Regions from separate parts of the Homo sapiens genome. Here region 2 is linked to region 1. A link is a loop called in an ENCODE intact Hi-C map of the cell type or tissue named here. Cell type or tissue: right lobe of liver. All regions are shown on one strand. Links, peaks and the distances in the headings refer to the core of each region. The heading gives the core; the rest is flanking DNA.

Region 1 (4,384 bases), core at 313-4,312:
TGATATACCTAAAAGTTGCTTATGCCTGGGGCAGGGGTCAGGAGTGTTGAGGGCTAGTAGTGGTTCTAGCTTGAGCATATCAAGAAGATAGAATTACAGGACATGGTGTCTGCTTGAATGTGATGATCCGGGAAAGGCCCTGCTAACTCCCAAGTATCTGGATTGAGAGGATGGGGCTATAAAAAGAAAAGTAGATTTGGAAGTAGAAAATGAGGTTACAGGCTGGGCGCAGTGGTTCACACCTATTACAGCACTTTGGGAGGCTGAGGTGGGTGGATCACCTGAGGTTGGGAGTTCGAGACCAGCCTGACCAACATAGTGAAACCCCATCACTACTAAAAATACAAAAATTAGCTGGGCGTGGTGGCGCGGGCCTGTAATCCCAGCTACTCGGGAGGCTGAGGCAGGAGAATCACTCGAACCTGGGAGGTGGAGGTTGCAGTGAGCTGCGATTGTGCCATTAGCCTGGGCAACAAGAGTGAAACTCCGTCTCAAAAAAAAAGAAAAGAAAATGAGGTCACAACCTGAGAACTTTGGAGCCCATTTCAAACCCAGAACTCCTGATTTTTACACCTTACCTCTTCCATTCTCTAACTCAGATTCACTTAGTCCCCTGTGTGGTGTCTCCAGCCAGCCCTAGAACTTCTAAGGTTGTTGGTCCCAGCCTTCAAGGGCCAGCGTCCCCCAGTGGGGCAGCCTTCTCCTAGTGCTTCAGTGGCTCCTTGGGCAGGTCCCGTTAAAAGGAGGGCCACTGACAACAAAAACAGAGGAACTGTGAATTGTGTTCCCAAAGGAAGGTTTTTAAGGAGGTAAAACATTAACCTCCCTAGACCCAACTTTGTGACAAATTCTGGATTCTACTTTTCAGGATATCTCAGAACTAAAAAAAAACAAATCCTGGTTCTAAAAGTAGCCTTCAACATTCTCCAGAGAGCAGACCCAAACTCCTTCAAAAAACTAAGATCGGTCATATAGGCTGTAATGTTAAAGGAACTTTCTATGTAGATTGTAAATTAAATCATCCCTTGTAAAATCCCAAAGGAATTTCAAACTTAAGGATTATATCCAGGTCTAAGCCAAAACCTTGAGCTTTGAATGTGTGTGTTGAGGGGAGAGAGTGTGGAATTTTATTTAATTTAATTAATTTATTTATTTTTTTGAGATGGAGTTTTGGTCTTGTCGCTCAGGCTGGAGTTCAATGGCTCACTGCAACCTCTGCCTCCCGGGTTCAAGCGATTCTCCCGCCTCAGCCTCCCGAGTAGCTGGGATTACAGGCGCCCGCTACCACACCCAGCTAATTTTTGTATTTTTAGTAGAGACGGGGTTTCACCATGTTGGCCAGGCTGGTCTCGAACTCCTGACTTCAGGTGATCTGCCCTCCTTGGCCCCCCAAAGTGCTGGGATTACAGGCGTGAGCAACCGCGCCTGGCCTAATTTTTGTATTTTTAATAGAGACGGGGTTTCACCATCTTGGCCAGGCTGATATTGAATTCCTGACCTCGTGATCCACCTGTCTTGGCCTCCCAAAGTGCTGGAATTACAGGCGTGAGCCACTGCCCCTGACCTAATGTTTGTATTTTTGCAGACATGAGGTGTCACCATGTTGCCCATGCTGGTCTCAAATTCCTGAGCTCAGGCGATCCTCCCACCTCGACCTCCCAAAGTTCTGGGATTACAAGCATGAGCCACTACGCCCGGCTTCTTTCTTTTTAAAATTGTAAGAACACTTAACATGAAATCTATCCTCTAAACAAGCTTTTAAATGTACAGTGCACTATTGTTGACCATAGGCACTAGGTTCTACAGCAGATCTCTACAGCCTATTCATCTTATTTAACTAAAACTTTATGCTCATTGGCCAGGCGCAGTAGATCACGCCCATAATCCCAGCACTTTGGGAGGCTAAAAAGGGCGGATCAACTGAGATCAGGAGTTTGAGACGAGGCTGACCAACATGGTGAAACCCCCATCTCTACTAAAAATACAAAAATTAGCCAGGCATGGTGGCACACGCCTGTAGTCCCAGCTACCCAGGAAGCTGAGGCAGGAGAATTGCTTGAACCCGGGAGGCAGAGGTTACAGTGAGCCAAGATTGTGCCACTGCACTCCAGCCTAGGTAACAGAATGAGACTCCGTCTCAAAAAAAAAAAAAAAACTAGGCCGGGCGCAGTGGCTCACGCCTGTAATCCCAGCATTTTGGGAGGCCGAGGTGGGCGGATCACAAGGTCAGGAGATCGAGACCATCCTGGCTAACATGATGAAACCCCATCTCTACTAAAAATACAAAAAATTAGCTGGGCGTGGTGGCGGGCGCCTGTAGTCCCAGCTACTCGGGAGGCTGAGGCAGGAGAATGGCGTGAACCTGGGAGGCAGAGCTTGCAGTGAGCCGAGATCGTGCCACTGCACTCCAGCCTGGGCGACAGAGCCAGACTCCATCTCAAAAACAAAAAAAACTCTATGCTCATTGATTAGTAACCCCTCTTTCCTCCTTTCCCCAGCTCCTATCAACCACCCTTCCACAGTTTGATTCTATGAATTTGAATTTTTAAAAAAATTTTTTTTTAGATTCAGGATCTTGCTGTGTTATCCAGGCTGGAGTGCCATGGCACAATCATAGCTCTCTGTAACCTCGAATTCCTGGTCTCAAGGGATTCTTCCGCCTCAGCCTCCCAAATAACTAGGACTACAGGCACCCACTACCACACCTGACTAATTTTTTAATTTTTTTGTTGAGATGGGTGTCTCCTCACTATCTTGCCCAGGCTGGTTTCGAACCCCCTGCCTCAAGCAATCCTCCTGCCTCAGCCTCCCAAAGTGTTGGGATTACAGTTGTGAGCCACATGCCCAGTCAAATTTGACTATTTTAGAAACTTCATGTCACTGAAATCATGCAGTGTTTGTCTTTCTGTGACTGGCTTAGTTCACTTAGCATAATTTCCTCAAAGTTCATCCATGTTGTCACATGTTGAAGAATTTCCTTCTATTTTAAGGCTGGATAAGATTCCATTGTATGTATACAAAGCATTTTCTTCATTCATCTGTTGGTGGACATTTAGTCTGTCTCCACATCTTGACTATTATGAATAAACATAGAAGTGCTAATATATCTCTGAGATCTTATTTGAAGTCTTCTGGATAAATGCCCAGAAGTGAGATTTACAGTGGCTATACCATTTCTCATTCCTAACCAACAGTGTGCAAGGGTTCCGATTTCCCCACATCCGTATGAACAGTGATTGCCCTGTACAGCGAAGCACTCTGAATGCCTCAGCTATGCAAACCATTTACTGGGGTGACTTGATCAATGAGAAAATACAGGATAGCCGGCTGGGAGTGGTAGCTCATGCCTGTAATCCCAGCACTTTGGGATGCTGAGGCAGGTGGATCACCTGAGGTCAGGAGTTTGAGACCAGCCTGACCAACATGGTGAAACCCCGTCTCTACTAAAAATTAGCTGGGCATGGTGGCTGGCACCTGTAATCCCAGCTACTCAGGAAGCTGAGGCAGGAGAATGGCTTGAACCTGGGAGGCGGAGGTTGCAATGAACCGAGATCACATCATTGCACTCCAACCTGGGCTACGGAGCGAGACTCCATCTCAAAAAAAACAAACAAACAAACAAAAACACAGGATAGTCTTCTTGGCCCTACCTGTTGGTGCCAATGGAAGGATAATTCTTAGGGCCAGGGCACAAGTGTCCTGAGTTCCCCCTGCCAGTGTGGAAAACCACAGATGCACTGGACGGTGCTCCTCAGAGCCAGCCTTGGATGCTGGCTGCTGCTGGCTCCCCAATTCCTGGTTTTAGGGACCTCTAAGATGGCCCCAATGTCCTAACCCGTCCACCCCACTAAAGAGGGACAGTCCCATAATGGTCCAACTCTTTGACAAGACCATGAGCAAGGATGAAGAACAAGGGGTAGTTGACCAACAAGGCCTTCATTCCTGTCCCTCTTTATTAAAAAAAAAAAAAACATAGACACAGAGTCTCCCTATGTTGTCGAGGCTGGTCTCGAACTCCTGGGCTCAAGTGATTCTCCAGCCTTGGCCTCTGATATGGTTTGGCTGCGTCCCCACCCAAATCTCACCTTGAATTATAATAATTCCCACATGTGGAGGGTGAGGCCAGGTGGAGATAATTGAATCATGGGGGCAGTTTCCCCAGTATTGTTCTCGTGGTAGTGAATAAGTCTCACAAGATCTGATGGTTTTATAAATGGGAGTTACTCTGCACAAGCTCTCTTGTCTGCCACCATGTAAGACATGACTTTGCTCCTTATTCCCCTTCTGCCATGATTTTGAGGCATCCCCAGCCATGTGGAACTGCGAGTCAATTAAACTTCTTTCCTTTATAAATTACCCAGTCTTGGGTATGTCTTTATGAACA
Region 2 (4,384 bases), core at 1-4,000, 150 kb after region 1:
GGCACTCTGGGCCAAAGGAAGACTCTGCTCTGGAGGTGGGGACAGGGAGGGGAGGTTTATTCCTTGGGGCGGGGGTTGGGAGAGTCCCTAGGCCCTGATGCAATGAGGCTTCTGCCTAGGAGGTGGGCCACGACACAGGAAGTGTGTCCTAGGAGTTTGGGGGCGACTGTGGGGGCCACGGGGTCCAGAGGGAAGGCGCATTCCTAGTGAAGAACCCCCTCATGGAGGGGCAAGGGTGCAGGGTTAGAAGGGGGAGGGGCAAGGCCCCACCCCTCCCACCTGCTACAGCCGCCCCCTCCCCAGCTGGCCCCCTCTTTTGTGCGAAGCCACACAAAGGACAAGGGGCCCCGGCCGGCCTGGCCATCTGCTCCCAGCAGCATGAAGGCTCTTAAAGAGACAGCACCCCCTCCCTGCCGCCCCGGGGCTGCGGGGCGGGGCTGCGCCACCGGATCCGGGCTCCGCGGTTATCCCAGATCCCACCCACCTTTCCCTGGCTCCACTTGTCCCCAGGTCAGAAATCGTCCTCCCCCAGGCCTGGGGCACAGAGGTGCCACGTGGCCAGGAACATGGGGGTGTGGGAGGGGAGGGAAGGAGAGGCAGCCCGGGGACCAGCCCCTCCTCTCCTGCAGCCTGAGGCAGCGGAAGGGGCCAAGGAAGCTGGGCAGCGCGGCCGAGAACCCGGGGCCCTCACCTACCCGAGCTACCTCCGAGCTTGGCGCGAGCCGGAGGGCTCCCGGGAATGCCCTCCCCGCCATTTTCGCCGATGAGCTCGGGCTCACCCTTCCACTGGAAGCGACAGCGCCTTCTTTTCGAGGGCTGCAGGCCAGGACGCAGGCCGCCTGGAAGCAAGTGTGATCAGGGCACATTTATTTCCTACGGTGTGCCAGATGAGGAAACTGAGGTCTTGCACAGCCCCTACACAGGCCTCCGCCAGAAGCTGCATCCCTTGCCTGGGCCAGAAAAGGCTCCTCACCCCTCCAGTCCCCAGGGAAGCCGGCCCTAGCCAGGCCGAGTCCCACTCAGCGCCCTTGCCACACACACAGCTCAGAGACACAAGTCTATATGATGCCTGTGGTGGTTTCCTTGCCTGTCTCTGGCTGGGCTGTGTCCCCATGAGGGCAGGGGCTCTGTTTGCTGCTGTGCTTTCGGGGCCTGGCATACAGTAGGCACTCAGTGTTTGCTGAATGAATAAGTGTCGGAAGCCCTTTGCCTTCACCGGGCTTCTCTGCGCTCTGCCTGCTGGGTTTCTTGCTTCCTCCTTCCTCAAGGTGAGGCCGAGGGGACAAAGGTTGAACAGGGATGCTGGGAGGGAAAAGGAGGGTGACCTTGGGCAAGCCATCCGGCCTCCCCTTGCCGCTCCCTCCTCCCGCAGGCGGGGGCAGCTCCAGCCAATCCCAAGCCCGCCAGCCCTGCCAGACAGACTGGGACTGTCCCGAGCTCCGGCCCAGCGAGCCTGGCCGCTGTGGTGTGTTGCCTGGGACCCTGGCCAGGCCATCAGTGGCCACAGCCAAGGGGCTAAACTTGGGGAGGGAGAGAGGCAGCGGGAGGGCCCCGGGGTTGGGGAGGGAGTGTGGTGGGATCCGAGCCAAAACCTGGCTGAGCAATTAGGGGGCTGGGGGGAGGTGCTTCCATCGACTGGGGGCCTGGCGGGAGGTGACCCTGGGGAAATGGAGGAGGTGGGCTAGAGTGGAAGGACCATGGCAGCTCCCTCTGGGGCCCCCACCCTCTCAGTCCTGCCCAGACAGGAATTCGGTTCCTCCCTCCCCTGCCGCCCACTGGGGCCCTGGGCAGGCTGTGTGGCCCAGGGTGCTGCCCTCCCCTTTTCTGGGCCCTGTCAGTGAACCCCCTGGCCTAGCCGGCACTCCTTCCCCCACCCCACCTCACCCCCCACCCAGGGTTGTGAAGAAGCTGAAAGAGGTGACAGAGGTGGCAATCTGGCGCTTGGCACCACCCCGGCACGGTGGCCGTGCAAGGAGGCGGCAGAGGGAGGCAAGACAGGCACATCTGGGAGTGGCCCTTGGGGGAGGATGCAGCAGACCAGGCGCGGGGTCAGCAAGGAGACTCCAGGCTTCAGACACCCACGTGGGGGAAATCTGATTCCCTGAGCAAATCTGACATCCCTGGGGAAGGGTCAGCAAGACCTCGGGTTGAGATGAGAGGTGACAGGAGCTCCCAGACTCCATGAGGGGGAGCCTGCTTGGTTTCTCCGGAAACTGGGATTGGGGGTGGGGGGCCTCCCCTTGCCCTCACCTGGACAACAGCTGCGCCCTCTGGCGGTGACCGCATGGACCAAGGGGGTCCCACCTCAGTCTGGGAACAAATGTCCTCCCAGAGAGGCTGAGCCTGGCGCCATGTTCCTGGGGAAGTGCCTGGATCATGGTCCCCCTGGGCCATTGGAGTCATTGAGCCTTAAATCCACCCCCAGCAAGGCCTGCCCCAGAACCACCCATCACCCTCCAGTGCAGTCAGGTGGACCAGAGGTCCCTAGAGAAGTGGCAGGAGCTCAGACTTAGGTTGAGTCCTGGCTCCGCTTCTTGCTAGCTACGTGGCCTTAGGTGAATTACTTGGCTTCTCTGAGCCTCAGTCCTTCATCTCTAAAAGGGCAAGATGATCCTGACCTCATTGACTGTTAGGAAGATCCAAGGACATCTCACATGGAATGGAGTAACAACATCAATGCTGGCTTTCATCTGAAGCCGTGCTCCCCTCTTGAGCACCCCCAGCAGGGCCCCCTCTGCCCATGGCTCACTGCTCCATGAGGCAGCCCATGCCCAGTGGACCAGTTCGGGCCAGCCCCACCTTGAGCTCCTGGGTCTGACCTCTGGAGCAAGAAGCTGCTCCATGACATTGGACACTTCACATCTTCTCAACTATGGGTTGAACATTTCCCACAAAGTCCATGTGTTGGAAACTTAATCCCTACTACAACAGTGTTGAGAGGTGGGACCTTTGGGCATGAGGCAGTGCCCTCAGGAATGGATTAATGCCATTATCTCAAGAGTGGGTTAGTTATTGAGGGAGTGGGTTCTAGATAAAAGATGAGTTTGGCCCCCTAATCCCACCCTGCATGTGAGTTCCTGCTGCCATGTGAGGATGCAGCAAGAAGGTCCTCACCAGATTCCAGCACCATGCTCTTGGACTTCCCAGCCTCCCAAACTGTGAGCCAAATAAACTTTTTTGTTTGTAAACTACCCAGTCTCAGGTATTCTGTTACAGCAACACAAAATGGACTAAGATACTCCCTTTAGACATGTCAGCAGTTCCAGATAGGTATCTGGAACTTCAGCCTTCAGTCTGACCTCTCTAATCACTCTAATTATACACTATACACACATAATACAAATATTTTTTTTCTAGACCAACTCTTGCTCTGTTGCCCAGGCTGAAATGTAGTGGTATGAGCTCGGCTCACTGTAACCTCTGCCTCCCAGGTTTAAGCGATTCTTTTGCCTCAGCCTCCCGAGTAGTGGGGATTACAGACATGCGCCACCACGCCTGGCTCATTTTTGTGTTTTTGGTAGAGACGGGGTTTTGCCATTTTGGCCAGGCGGGTCTGGAACTCCTGATCTCAAGCAATTCACCTGCCTTGGCTCCCAAAGTGTTGGGATTACAAGTGTGAGCCACTGCGCCAGGCCACTGAATACAAATTTTTAAATATAGCTTCGATTATATCCCATTCCTTCTCAGCCTTCCACGGTTCCCTATTGCCTTCCAGGAAAAGGTCTCACAGCCCAGTACTCAAGGGGTTTCTAGCCCATGTATGATCCAGCCAAACAGGTGGCTCACCATTCTCTGAGCCTCACCTGGTGGCCCAGGATGCTCCACCCACCCTGCAAACCCTGGCCTGGCTCACCCATCTGCATGCCCCATGCCCAGCCCTTCCCTCAGGGCTGCTGGGTGCTCTGCTCTGCCAGGGCACATCCAGGACTTCTGGCTGAGCAGTGAGTACCCTTCCTGCTCTCCCCACAGTCCCCCTCCACCACTCCAGCCACCATATGGCTCTTAGCATAGGACCTTGCCTCCCACTTCCAGAGGGAAGTGAGGCCATCTGGGAGGAACCCCTTCATGGCCTTTGTCTGCTCCTTCCCCTCCCTGTAGCATAGATGGACCTTCCCCCTTCAAGGCCAACCTCACTCCCAGGCTTTGCATCACCCTCAGTGCCAGCCCCACCACACACACACACCCCAATCCTGAGCACCTTGATTTTCATTTTCCTCTCCTTACTCATGTTTGTCTTCCCCCCTCATCACATGAACCTGCTTAAGTCCATTCATCCTAAACACACACACACCCCTGCACCTCCCGTACCCCACTCCCAACCCTCCCTTCATCCCATGTTCACCTTAGTTGCCCCTTTCAGCTAGCAGTATTGCTGCCTTAAAAA

What was found. A loop is a pair of places that touch in the nucleus more often than their neighbours do. Peaks named below come from ENCODE experiments on the same cell type or tissue, not always from the same donor. Only the 100,000 strongest peaks of a DNase experiment are listed, where the experiment ranks them.
Region 2: it touches region 1 in a loop (2.0-fold over the local background); 11 of 110 quality-filtered maps call a loop at or near these places.

The regions. Positions count from the first base shown.
Region 1 is chr11:63,772,278-63,776,661 of GRCh38, forward strand. No RefSeq gene overlaps it. Among named protein-coding and RNA genes, the nearest start is that of ZFTA, 5.7 kb to the left of the region's middle. In right lobe of liver, for the core only: no CTCF peak of the experiment used is centred there; no DNase peak of the experiment used is centred there.
Region 2 is chr11:63,919,017-63,923,400 of GRCh38, forward strand. It overlaps a transcript of RCOR2 not described here. Among named protein-coding and RNA genes, the nearest start is that of RCOR2, 4.0 kb to the left of the region's middle. RefSeq lists enhancers at 1,200-1,862, 1,863-2,523. In right lobe of liver, for the core only: a CTCF peak has its summit at 2,282 (motif pointing left); no DNase peak of the experiment used is centred there; H3K4me3 peaks cover 552 bases; H3K27ac peaks cover 1,729 bases.